Regions from separate parts of the Homo sapiens genome. Here region 2 is linked to region 1. The links are chromatin contacts, found by Hi-C or POLR2A ChIA-PET in ENCODE. All regions are on one chromosome and are shown on one strand. Each heading gives the region's core, a stretch centred on a gene start or an enhancer-like site at or near the end of the contact. The rest is flanking DNA. Distances are from core to core; before and after follow the strand shown. Region 1 holds the start of TAMALIN-AS1 (TAMALIN antisense RNA 1). Region 2 overlaps ACVRL1 (activin A receptor like type 1).

Evidence for each region. A loop is a pair of places that touch in the nucleus more often than their neighbours do. ChIA-PET counts read pairs that join two places held with the same protein, here RNA polymerase II (POLR2A). Pooled maps may share reads with other maps.
Region 2: a loop to region 1 is called in a pooled map, with 4 times the contacts of the local background. The contact joins the enhancer-like site here to the promoter of TAMALIN-AS1 in region 1. A Hi-C loop is called at or near these places in 1 of 168 maps with a recorded cell type or tissue (pancreas) and 3 of 50 pooled maps. POLR2A ChIA-PET finds 5 or more read pairs at or near these places in 3 of 52 experiments (GM12878, Panc1 and endothelial cell of umbilical vein).

Annotation. Positions count from the first base shown.
Region 1 is chr12:52,005,414-52,011,827 of GRCh38, reverse strand. TAMALIN-AS1 (TAMALIN antisense RNA 1) reads left to right here and starts at 4,173. Exons shown (of 1, transcript NR_146770.1): 1 at 4,173-5,578. TAMALIN (trafficking regulator and scaffold protein tamalin) reads right to left here and starts at 4,882. Exons shown (of 8, transcript NM_181711.4): 1 at 4,563-4,882; 2 at 2,589-2,638; 3 at 893-947; 4 at 687-789. The coding sequence starts at 4,808. RefSeq lists enhancers at 229-881, 882-1,535, 1,536-2,189, 2,190-2,843, 3,454-4,139 and 2 more and a silencer at 4,912-5,061.
Region 2 is chr12:51,922,872-51,929,285 of GRCh38, reverse strand. ACVRL1 (activin A receptor like type 1) reads right to left here. Exons shown (of 10, transcript NM_000020.3): 10 at 5,925-6,414. Among named protein-coding and RNA genes, the nearest start is that of ACVRL1, 19 kb to the right of the region's middle. RefSeq lists enhancers at 4,604-5,435, 6,221-6,270. Within about 2 kb of position 2,370, at least 4 of the 41 ENCODE cell types and tissues checked have a DNase peak (open chromatin) inside an H3K27ac peak, as active enhancers do; they include endothelial cell of umbilical vein, where a contact is called at or near this core.

The sequences.
Region 1 (6,414 bases), core at 2,924-5,423:
CTGCCCTTCCTGGAACCTGGGGACTCTAGATCTGCTCAATCCAGGGATCTCCTGCTGAAGCATAATTTCCTTGTTAGAGGAAGTAACATATTGCTTTGGGAGGCAGAGGCAAGAGGAGGATCGCTTGAGCCCAGGAGTTCAAGGTTATAGTGAGTTATGATTACGCCACTGCACTCTAGCCTGGGTGACAGACTGAGGCCCTGTCTCTTAAAAAAAAAAAAAGTTTCTAATTTTTTAAAAGGGAGTAACATCGGTTCCTCAGCACTGGGCCCATTTTGGGGCAGGATTGGCCTGATCCCCAATATCAAACAGACTTAATGGAATGTTGCTTCTTCCCTGGCTCCTGCCCATGCTGACTGCCAGGGTTGCTGGGAGGAATCAGAGCAGCAGCAGCATCATCCACCATTAATTAGGCCCTGGCAGTGTGCCCAGGGAATCCCCTTGCCGCACTGTGATGTTTGGATGCATTATTACCCTCATTTTGTAGATGGGGCTGTGCAAGATCACACAGTACATGGCAAATTTGCCTAGATCCAAAGCCCAGATTCTATCCATTCTTCTTTCTGGCCTTCTCAAAGAAGGAAAAGGAAGAGGAATTGATTTCAGGAGAGATTGCTCACCCCCTTTGCTTGGGAGTAAGGTCATATCCCCTTCCCAGACCTGGGTGTCCTGGGCTCAGGCCCCACCTGGTGTGAGCCCAGCCAGCTGGGCAGGGCTAGACTCATGAACTCGGCAGACAAAGGTCACCATTTCCACACGCTGCTCCTCCCGGTGGTGAAGGCCATAAGTCTGTAATGGACAAGGGGACCCTCAGCCCAGGGTTGGGACAAGTCCGTTCATCCCTCAGGCTGGTCATCCAACCCCCCTGACCCCTGTGTGCAGCTTCTCCCACCTGGATCTCAAAGCCGAAGGTCTGGTTATCCTCCTTCTCCAACGTCAGCACTTTCCTGCAAGAGACACAGGGGTCAAGACAATTAGGATTAAAAGGTGTAGAAGTCCCATAGCTTGGGCCTCCCTGGATATTGGCAACTGGTCTAGAACATTCCAGCAGGACTCTGTCTCCAGTGACAGCTCAGTCTCATCACAGATTATTGGAATGTCTTTCCCATACCCAATTGAAATCAGCCTCATGGAGCCACAGAGAACCAATCCAGCCTCTAGTGGTGGGAGGGAAGCACAGAGAAGGGCCGGTCCCCTGAAGGATGAGCCGGCTGAGTTTTTTAGCCCCATCCCAGCTTTCCAGTGAGCCCTACAGTACCACTTACTGACTAGCTAAGGCCCGAAATTCAGCCACAGCCTGGAGCCTCCTCTGTTCCACAGCTTTGGAGAGAGGACTGGCCCCACCCCCAGAGGCCAGTCACGAGGCTCAGCAAGACCACAGCTGCTCCTCCCAGCTATGCTGGGGCCAGCCCACCAGATGTGGGGGCTGGGGGAGGGGAGCCTCGAGGCCGCCCCTTCCCGCACTGAAGGCCTGCCCGCTGGACACAATGGTCTGGAGCTGCTCCAGATCCTCGCCTGCTGGGGGAGCCCAGAGTTTCCTCTGCCCACTCCCACCCCCTTCCTTCCCGCCCAGCCAGAGGCACAGTTAAAGCAGCCTCCAAAGGCCCCTTCAAGTAGCTCAGCCTCGGAAAGGCCCTGGAGACCAGGCTTCTCCGCTTCCAGCCTGACCCAGAGATTCCCCCAAATGCTGAGCAGCACCTCCCCACTCCAGCTCGAGCCCCTCTCACTCTGAACAGCAGGCCTTTCCCCTCTCTGTACTATTGGGGCAGGGAGCAGGGTGGCTGGGAGTTCCGCGTCTACCCCAATGTTCTAGGGTTTTTTGGAAGGGTCAGCAAACTTTTTCTGCAAAGGGCCAAATGGTAAATACTTTAGGCTTTCTTTGCAGGCCCCTTATGATCTCTGTCATATATTGTTATTTGTTTTTATTTTTACAACTCTTTAAAAATTATTAGCTCAAGGGCCAAACAGGCCAATCTGGCTAGCAGGTCAGTTTGCTGATCCATTTTAGAGAAAGTCAAGCCCAAATCAGGGATGGGACATGAGTAGAGAAGGGAAACTGTGGGGTCCCAGGGCCTGGAGTCAGCACCTACTTCTGCCCACGCTCAGATCCCTCCTAAGAGGGCTGCCACAGGCTGGGACCAGAAGAGGACTGACATTCTGGAGGCAGGGGCAGCCAGCCCCAAGCAGCTGGACACAGCCTGGCTAAGGTCTGGGCCCGTGGGGTTTGCCAAGGCTAGGAGGGCTCAGGGGAGCCCAGGAGGCCTGGGTTAGGACGTTCCCCATAGACTTTGCCTACACCCCCTCCCAACTCCCACATCCGTTCATCCAGATCTCCCCAGGGAGGGGTAACTGGCAGGGACTGGGGGTGTGTTGAAGAGCACCTAATGACTCAAAAGTCCCTACCTCCTTTCTCTGCCACCCCCTTCACACAGCCCTCACCCCCACCTGCCCTCACTCCCAGCGGGGGAGCCATGTTTAAAGGCTAGGAGAATGACTACCCTCGCTAGGCTGAGATGCTGTCCTGGCACCCCCCAACCCAGCACCTCACCCCTTTGGACCATGGCAGGGGCTGGGTGTTGGTGACTCACCGCTGCTGTTCAGGACTCTGGCTGAGATTCTTCCAGCGGAATCCTGAGCCCTGGGCAGTAAGATGGTCAGAAGGAGCAGGTAAGGCGGGACTGTCCTTGAGCAGACACTGAGAGGTTACCCTGGACACAGCGACCCACTTCCTGTCTGCCCCTTCCCAGCTCCACATCCACACCTGTTTTGGTGCTGGTGGAACTATTTGCCAAGTGCCACTACTGGCACCACTCCTCAACTTTCTCTACAGGCCTTACCTTCATACCTGGGACTGCAGGGACACAACCATCCTCCTGGGTTCCAGATCCATGAACCTCTAAGCCCTTGCTGGTTTCCACACTGGCAGCAGGTGGGGAGATCATTATTCTAAAATGGTCTCCACCCCTAGGGCCCATGTCTGTAGAGGCTCAGGCCATCCAGACTCCCAAAGCTGAGGCAGGGGCTCTTCCCCAGTGGGATTCAGAGGATAGGTGTCCCCTGGGCTCACCTATCAAGGTGCTCCGAGGACCTTCTGCCAGTTGGGTCTCTCCATCTAATTTCTCAGCTACAGACAGTGGCTTGGGAGGGCTGGGGTCAGGGACCCTGTCCCGAAGGGCTGGCAATCCCAGCCAGAATGTGGGGTCAGAGGTGCCAGGTCTCCTAAGGTACAGGCCGTTTCAAGGACCAGTTGTGGATCCCAGCTGCAGGTGACCAGCTGTGCCCAGCTATACCTGGGTCTCTCTCTCCATTGCCATATATTTTGTGCTTTCTGGGACAAAACATCTTAGATGTCAAACTTGTCAGCAAGTCTCACTAAAGGACCGAGACTGGGAGTTCTTTAGGGGTGGTGGTGGGGGGTGTGGAGGAAGGATGAGAGATGAAGGTTCCTGTCTCTTCAGGGTCCTTGATAAACTAAAGTAGTCTCTCACCCTCCCTAACTTTTTGGTCCTGGGAGGAGGTCCAGTCCCAGAGCAGCCCTTTTCTTTGGAGCCTGCACAGCCCAGGGCCTTTCTGTTCTGTGCCTTTGCTAACCCTCCCCCAAAGCTGCCCAAGGCAAGGAAGAGAAGGTTCAGAACCAGATTGGCCTCAGGGGTGGGGACAGTTCCCAAACGGCCAGGGAGGAAGGACTGGGCAGCACAGAGAGACCCCTTTGTCTTTCAACATGATTTTCATAAAATGCAAATTCTCAACAAGCTGTTCATTGTGTGGGGGCTAGCTGGGGGCCGGGGCGAAGGAGGGCGGCTGGGTGAGGAAAGGCCACCAGGCCCCTCTTCTTAACCTGGTGTTGTGTAGGTTCTGAGCCTCAGGTCTCCTGGGGCCAGAGGAAGAGGCTGGCAGAGGGGACTCAGAGGTGGGCGCGGCCCGCATCCTTCCTGCCCCGCGGGCGCCCTGCGACCCCTCCCACTGCGTCCGGTTCCGACAGAAGTCCAGGGAGCAGTGGCCCTCGCGCCCCGTACGTCAGACGTGGGGCCAGGCGGCAGGCCCCCAGCCCAGGAATCGGGGAGTCCCCTCGGAAGGGTGTGCTATCCGGAGTCAGCGGCTCCCCACGCACTTCCTCAGAGTGAGAACGCACGCGGCGCAGCCACCGGCCCGCTTCTCCCACCGGGGGCTCTCGGACCTTCAACTTGCCTGGGGCTGTCTCTGTCCCTCGGGCGAGGGGCTCCTGGGGACCCAGGACACCTGGCCACGGGGAGGCGGGGCATGGGGGGCAGAAAGCCAGATGGAGCGGGTAGGAGAAGGGGGGTGCTGGGAGGAGTCAAGGAGGGAGAGAGGGGGCGTGCATGGGGCGCGGAGTTAAGAGCCACCGAGCCTGGGCGCGGTGTGCAGGCGAGGGCCACGGCCTTCGCAGCAGCGGGGAACGCGGGGAGTCGAGGCACCCAGCGGGCCGGGGAAGAAGGTGGGGGACTCCGCGGACGCCGAGGAGAGGGCACTGCGGAGTCAGCAGGCCCTGTAGGGAGTCGGAGAGGGGCTGAGCAGATCCTGAAGGCGGGCGGGGGACGCACCTTTCGGCGGGGCAGGGTGCCCCCGGACACGGCGAGCGCGCGGTACAGCTCGGCAGGGTGATAGTCCTCCAGCGCCGCGTACAGCTCGTCCGCTGGGGGCCCAGGGGTGGCGGCTGCGGCAGGGGGTCCCGGGGTCGGGACCGGAGCGGCGGGCGCGACTTCCGAGTCGGGAGTCCGGGCGGCGGGGTCCGGGGTGGCCGCCGCCTCCTCCTTCTGCTGCAGCTTCCTGAGTCGGCGGAGGGTCATGGCTCCGGCGCCGGACGCCCCTCAGAGACGGCGCTGGCTCCCCTCGGCGGGGCTGGCGGCGGCTGGGGGATGCCAGCCGGGCGGGCCGCGGGTCGCCTCCCTTTATAGGCTCCGAGAGCGGGGCGGGGTTGGGGGCGGGCGGGGAGCTGCCTCGGGTGGCCTCGCCCCCAGCACGGAGGACCCTCCCCGCGAGGCGCCGCCGCCCTGGAGCCCCGCCCACGGCGCTCGACGGCCGGGGAAACTGCGGGAGCTGGGCGCTCAGTGGGGGAAAACGAGCCGCGGACGCGAAGGGGCGGGATGAGGCCCCCGGGGCGGGGCTCGGGGCTCGGGGCTGCGTGATACCTGGAGGGGTCTGTGAAGGGACATTGCGCAAGGTTTGAAATTTAGGGACGAATAGCTCTGGCGATTCATGGAGTGGGGCACGGTAAGAGGTCACTGTAAGAAGCCTGGGGAGTCGGGGAGGTAGGGAGAGTCACGGAGATCCAAGGGGCTGCAGGAGACTCCAGGGCAGGGAGAGCGGCAGCGGGGCTGCGCAGGAGTAGGGGTGGAGGCCCGATGGAGGAGGGAGGAGACTCCCTGAACTCACTGCGCAGAAGCCCCCAGGGAGGGAGAGGGCCCAGGATTTTCCCTTGACGCAGCTGCCCCAGAAGAGCTGAAAGAGGCTGCCCCCTGTTCGCACGTCTAGGAAGAAGGGAAGAGGTGGAAACCCTGAAAGCAGTAGGCTTAGTTCTGGCCTGTCCCCTCCAAGGGGCTTGAGTGATCCCTGCTGGCAACACCTTTCCTCAGCTCCTGATGCCGGGGTCAGATCCCCCTTCCCAGGAGACAGACGCTTACTGTGGACTTGACTCAGGAGGTTGGGATGAGCCCAGGCTGAGTGGGAGTTCAGGGCTGGGGGGATGGCCATGCTCAGCCGTTCTCTGACCCCATCTTAGGGACCATCCCCCAGGCTGTTACCATGGCTGCCAGGCGGTAGGAGAGGCGGGAATGGCCCAGCCGAAGTCTCTGTCGTCAGTGGTGCCCGAATAAGAAGTGAGAGGAGGAAGTGGAAGGCAGCGTCTGGTGTCTAAAGAGCGGCTAGCCACCACAGGGCGTCAGCAGCACAGGCTGGGGACTCCATGTCCCAACACCCATCGGCCAAGAAGCAGAGGCGGCAATGCGGTGCCCTTGTCTGTCCCCTCCCTCCTCCCCCAGTCTTCCCAAATCTGTTATGCCTTCACAGTTAACATTTATTGAGCACTTAGCATGTGCTATGCACACTGTTTGTTCTGTGTGTCCTTTTACATACATGCATTAACTCACTTGGTCTTCATAACAACCCTACGAAATAAGCACCATTATCCTCCCTTACAGATGAGGAAACTGAGGCCCAGAGAAGATAAGTAATTTGCCCTAAGTCACTCAGCGGCAGAGCTGAGATTCAAAGCCAGGCAGCCTGGTTCCAGAGCCTGCAATCTAACCACTCTGTGATGTTGTCCAACATTTAAGCCCTGCTGTGTGCCAGGTACTGGCTGGGCACTGGGGTTACAGAGGCTCTTGGCCTGGTAGGGAGTGGTACCTTGCACATGTGCTGTGTTAGACACGTGGCATAAGGAGCACAGAGGGGCAA
Region 2 (6,414 bases), core at 1,121-3,620, 81 kb after region 1:
ACAACGCCCAGCCTTCACTAATTTCTGATGCAACCTTTATCACATAACAGTTTTCAGATGCATATGGATTTGTTTCTGAGTTCTTTGTTTTTTGTTTTTTTGTTTTTAAGATAGGATCTCACTGTCACCCAGGCTGGAGTGAAGTGGTGTGATCATGGCTCACTGGAGCCCTAGACTCCCACCCGACCAGCGGGCTCAAGCAATCCTCCCGTCTCAGCCTCCTGAGAAGCTGGGACCACAGGCATGTGCCACCATGCCTGGGTAATTTTTTATTTTTTATAGAGACAGGGTCTTGCGATGTTACCCAGGCTGGTCTTGAACTCCTGGGCTCAAGCAATCCTCCTGCCTCAGCCTCCCAAAGTACTGGGATTACAGACATGAGCCACTGCGCCTGGGTGTTCCTGGGTTCTGTTTCGTTTTGTTTTGTTTTGTTTTTCAGACAGAGTTTTGCTCTTCCACCCAGGCTGGAATGATGTAGCATGATCTCTGCTCACTGCAACCTCCACCCTCCAGGTTCAAGCGATTCTCCTGCCTCAGCCTCCCGAGTAGCTGGGATTATAGGCACCCGCCCCCACGTCTGGCTAATTTTTGTATTTTTAATAGAGACGAGGTTTCACCATGTTGGCCAGGCTGGTCTCGAACTCCTGACCTCAGGTGATCCACCTGCCTTGGCCTCCCAAAGTGCTGGGATTACAGGCGTGAGAGACCGTGCCTGGCCTGTTCCTGGGTTCTTTAACATGTTCTACTTGTCTATTTGTCTACTTGTCTGGTACTATTCTATTTTTCTGTGACTTGTCTTATTGTCTTCTGGGGCAAGTCTCCCCCTTTGCACTTCTTCACAACTGACTTGGCCAAATTCACATTTCCTTTGACCCAGGAATTCCACTTTTTAGAATGTATCTTACAGAAATACTGGAATAAAGGAAAATAATGTATACACAAATTTATTCACTGCAGCCTTGCTTATAATGGCCCCAAACTGGAAAAAAACAAAACTTCCAAAAATAGGGGACTGGTACATTCAAAGAGTGGAATACTACACTGTTTTAATTTTCTGTAGGGACTAATTCTTTCTTTGCTGCCCAGGTTGGACTCAAACACCTCGGCCTCCCAAAGGGCTGGGATTATAGGCATGAGCCACCACACCCGGCCTTTATTTCTTTATTTTAATTTTTTTTTTTCATTCCCACACTACTCCAATGTAGATGCATTGGCTTTTGAATCATGTGAATGCATAACATAGTCAGAAAATAACCCAAAATAAAGAAAATTGACTTAGTTATTCATGAACTTATACTCTTCCATATAAATTTAGAATAAATTTGTCGAATTACTAAAACAACAGGTAGGCTAGGCGTGGTAGCTTGCACCTGTAATCCTAGCTACTCGGGAGGCCCAGGTGGGAGGATGACTTGAGGCTGGGAGTTTGAGGCCAGTCTGAGCAACATCTGAGTAAGACTTCTATCTCTAAAAAAAATTAAAAGTAAAAAAAATTAGCCAGGATGGTGACATGCACCTGTAGTCTCAGCTACCCAGGAGGCTGTCTCAGGAGGATTGTTTGAGCCTAGGAGCCTGTGACCGGCCTAGGTGATATAGCAAGATCCTGCCTCAAAATAAATAAATAAGTAAGTAAGTAAAATCCAACAAAACAGCTGGAATTTTGTTTTTGTTTTGTTTTGTTTTATTTTTTGAGACAGAATCTCACTCTGTCTCCCAGGCTGGAGTACAGTGGTGTGATCTCAGCTCACTGCAACCTCCGCCTCCCAGGTTCAAGCAATTTTCCCACCCCAACCTCCAGAGTAGCTGGGATGACAAGTGCCCACCACCGCGCCTGGCTAATTTTTTGTATCTTTAGTAGACATGAGGTTTCACCATGTTGGCCAGGCTGGTCTCAAACTCCTGGCCTCAAGTGATCTGCCCGCCTCAGCCTCCCAAAGTTCTAGGATTACAGGAGTGAGCCACTGGACCAGGGTAGAACAGCTGGAATTTTGACTTGGATAAAACCCTTTGCTCTTTACTCCTCTGCTCCTTCCACCAAGTGTCAAAAATGCAATGAGAGATGTGAGGGCCTGAAACCAGGATAAGGCCCTAGCTGGGTGGCAACCAGGACTGGAAAACAGTTAAATCAAGAAAATCTCCAAGTTGTATATGCTGGCTGTTGTTTTTCTGTTAAATGCTGGCCACTTAGAACCATCTATTCCACTTTTCTGTGTTTGTCTTACTGTTTTATTAAGGAGTTGCATCTCTGGAGAAGAGGAAGAAAGAATCATTGAATATAAAATCTTTAAAACATCTGTCCATGAGCAATGACTACTTAAAACACCAGTGGCAGGCCTCATCACCCACCTGGTGGCAGGTTATCTCAACTGCAGGCCCAGCGCTTTAGGACAACTACCTTTGTCAAGTTGAACTTACAAATCCAACACAAGAAGGGTGGTAGGGCCTGCCTCGAAAACTTGTTTGCTTTGTTTATTTTTCTAAACATCAGTTCAGCCTCTTGGCCTGAAGGATCATAGATTCCAAATTAGTAGACTCAAAATTAATGAGATTTTCCAGTAACAAGCTTGAGACTAAAATTAAGGAAAATGCACTAATTATAGACTATCTAGCCACCTAACCACCACTTGGATCCAAGCCTCTGGGAGGAGAGGAGGAGGGAAGAGGACGGTCCTCGATTAGACCTGCACTGGACTGTCCTTCCTCTAGGTGCTGCTGCCCATTTCCCTGGCCTGGGGCCTCCCAGCACCCAGTGCTTACTGCCTCAGGGCTCCCATCCTGACCCAGGCCAAGCTGGGTCCCTCTTCTGAGACCTGTGTAAGCCTTCAGGCCAAATTCCTGGAGACTATCAAATAGGGCCCATGGTGGAGGTAGGGGAATCCTTTCTCCTCAGTTCTGGGAAGTGGTATGAGGTGGGGGTGTGGAGTGGGCGGTTCTGGGAGAAGGAAGAGGGGTAGAAAAGGCAGACAAAATGCCCATTATACCCAAGCCTGTCGATTTCCTTTTTTCATGTCTTTATCAGTGTTTGTGACGGAGCTTCTTATCAACAGGAAACGCCTGCCTGAGGGGATGAGGCAGGTCCTGGGGGCTGGACATGGGACAGGGAATTCTGGGTAGTGCGTGGCGGCTGGGCAGCCAGACCAAGTGGTCTCCCCTTTCCCAGGACCCAGTAAGGTTCTCAGGCTCTTTGCCTTGGCATCTGGTGGATCCTTTGATGTACACAGGAAGACAGCACACCAGACATGCCCCAAAGCCAGAGTGTCTACAGGAGGGAGCCCTGGGTGGGGCTCCAGCCCTGACCCTCTGTGATCAAGGAAGGTTGCCAAACAGCTCAAGCTATAATATAGGAATTGTCTTTGCCCCTAGTCTCCACCAATCACCAATCCCCCTCCTTTCCAGATGAGGAGGCCGAGCAACTGGCCAAGGTCCCAGATAACTTAGTGACAGTCACCTCAACTGGCCCTTGTAAGTCTGTTTCTGCATCTGAGCCCTCAGAGGCTGGTGTGTGTGTCGAGCATCCAGGCCTGGGACAATGAGGTACTTGGTACAGACCTCTAGATGAAGAAGAGGAGGGGACTCCAGCACTGACTGACCTCCTACTGTGTGCCAGGTGCTCCAAAAATATTGATCATGAGACTATGATCCTTATCTCTCAGATAAGGCTCCCAGGAGAGGAACAGACTGCAGGTCAGATTTCCCAAGAGGTGAAGATCTAATCTTAGCGCTGAAAATAAATGCCCATGAGGGATGTCTGGGCCAAGCAAGGCTTTATGGGTGGCTGAAAGAAACAGGTTTATCTATCTAGACATCTTTCTTCAAACTGTCAGAAGACTGAATAGAGAAACAGGAACTGGCTGTTCTCCTGGTAGGAGAGGTGGGAAGGGTTTGTGCAGAACAGCAGATGGGTTACCTGACTTCCCATTCCTTACCCTCTTCCTATCAGTTGACCCTGAGCAACCAGATTCTGTTTCTGGTGATGCTGGTAATAAGGAAATTCCCTTGATTTCCCTGCCCATGTGTCTCCCTGGACAACCCCATTCTCCCCCTGCCTCACCATTCGCTCCTGCAGCTGGGGATGTAGGTCAGTAAGAGTGGGTGGGTGAGAAAGAACAGAGAAGAGACTCATCCAGACATGACACCCTGTAGGGCAGCAGTGACAACACTTTAACCTGAAAACTGCCTGAAAATAGACTGTGTGTCTATGACATTATGCAAATCATATGCAAAGTCAAGAAGCCCTCTGTCTCTATTTCGAGCAAACTGAATGTGGCCCTGGTGGAAGCAGCTCATTCCAAGAGTCGCCCACCCAGAGTGATGATTACACAGCTAGCATCAGTCCCAGCCCTGGGAGACTGGACGCAGGACATGCACCCCCCACTCCTCCCCCAGGACAGGGACTTCTAGGCGTGAGGACTTTGCCATCTCTTGGGCTGTTGATCTTAATGTTGGTGAGGATATGGAGGAAACAGCACCTTCCTTGGAGGCTGGTGCAAGGCAGGACTGAGGGAGGATGGTGCCTTGGAGGGTGGAGAGAAAAACTGTTGGTGAGGCCTTGGCAGGGGAAGGGGTGGCCCTCCACATCAAGGCTCATATTCCAGGAGCTACCCTCAGCCCCACTGTGGCATGCTATAGCACCTATCACCCCTCAGGGAGGGCCTTTACCACACAGATGGTCCTCTCCCTCTTTGTCTAGATAGGGAAATTGGGGCCTGGGGTCCCTGAGGAAGTCAGGGCAAAGCTGCAGAGAAGTAAAGTGAGCAGTAGGTTTTTTTCCTCCAAAGGCAGGCAGGTTCCCTGAGGTCTACTTGTAGGCAGGGGCTCGGACGGGGTGACTTCCCAAGGGCTCTTCGCAAGAACTGGAGAGCAGTGAGCCAATCTTGCCGCAGATCCTGCTCAGCGTTCACGTACCCCTTTCTCTGCAATTTCCCCACTGCCCTTCTCCCCACTCTCCCACCATAGCCTGGACATCATGGGGAGGACGTAAGGACAGAGTCTGGCAGGCACAGGGGAAGGGGAAAGGCTGCCTTTGCTGGATGCTAGCAACGCTCCTATTTCGTCAAAGCTGGTCTGAGGCCGGGTGCCCGAATCCTCTGGGAAGGCGCTGTGTTGTTGGGGGATCCATGAACCCAGGGTAGGAGGTTCCAGGCATGAGGCCGCCTTGGGGGTGCAAGGGACCACAAGGTCATCTGTGGTGTAAGGTGTACCCTTCCTATGTTTCCCTAAGAGGGCGTCTAACACGAAGGCACAGATTTTCTAGGCTGGGCAGTCCCATGGGCCAGGACCCTCTCAGCTTCTTTTAGTATCTGCCTCCCCCACAGCATGTCCCCGCCCCGAATTTCCGGGTGTGAGAATGGGATGTGTGTGTGAAGTGCCTTCTGATCCCAGGACAAGGTAGGTCCCCAGGGAAGGGGATCTTCCCATGCTGGGAATGGGGACTGACTCCTGGCAAGATGGGGACCCCATTTGAGAAGGGAAGTGAGAACAAGGAATTGAGGAGGGAGGGTCCAAGCTGCCGGTTCGGAAGCAGAACGCTCTTCGCTAGGTGTGGTATTAGGGGGACAGTCCCTGCAGAACAGCAAGTCAGTGAGCACACAGACGTTGGCCCCCGGGTGCGGGGAAGGCTGCCCCACCCTGCCGGGAAAGGCCCCGCGGTCCCTGTGTGGGGATGGGAGGCGGCCGCTGGGCAGCCCTCGGCCAGCAGAGGGCGACGTGGCAGGTGCGGCGACTAGGCTGCTCCCAATCTGGGGTAGGAACTGAGATTTGGGCCCCCGCGGGGGTCTGAGCAGGGGCGTGAGGAAACTGTGACCTGTCTAAGGGCAAAGCTGGGCGTGTATCCTGGGACCCTCTTCTCCCCGGATCCCTCTGGTTTTATCTGGACCTCTGCGACGGGCCACTGCAGAGGCATCGGCCTGGGAAGACTCCGGAGCTCAGGATTTAACCATGGTTTATTGCAGACCTATTGTGTGCCAGGCATGAGCCCAGTGCTCCCACAAACAGCGTCTCCAGGTACGAGAAGTGTAATTTCGACCCTGGAACACCTTCCTGCACTCAGACAGAAGCATGTGCAGACTGCTCTCAGCAACGCCACCTCCTTCACTCCCTGGCCATTGGGCCCCCTTCTCTCTACCTGTCCCCTGTCACTCCACTTCCTGCCCCAGGCCTTCTCTTAGGGATTTTCCAGGCTTTGGGGAGCTGCTGCTTTCAGTTTCTGGCTGTGGGGTCTCAGCAGGAGTTTGTTCCAAAACCCAGTAGAAATAAAATCCTTCAAGAGGGAGATGATTCGTGGGCTGGGTGGATTCCAGTGACCAGAGGACGTGCAAACTCTGCCCTAATGATCTGGGAACCTAGCCCATCCATTGAGCTTTCTGTTTTCACCCAGTTTCACTTCCTGGTTCTCTTCCGAGCCTTGCACAATGC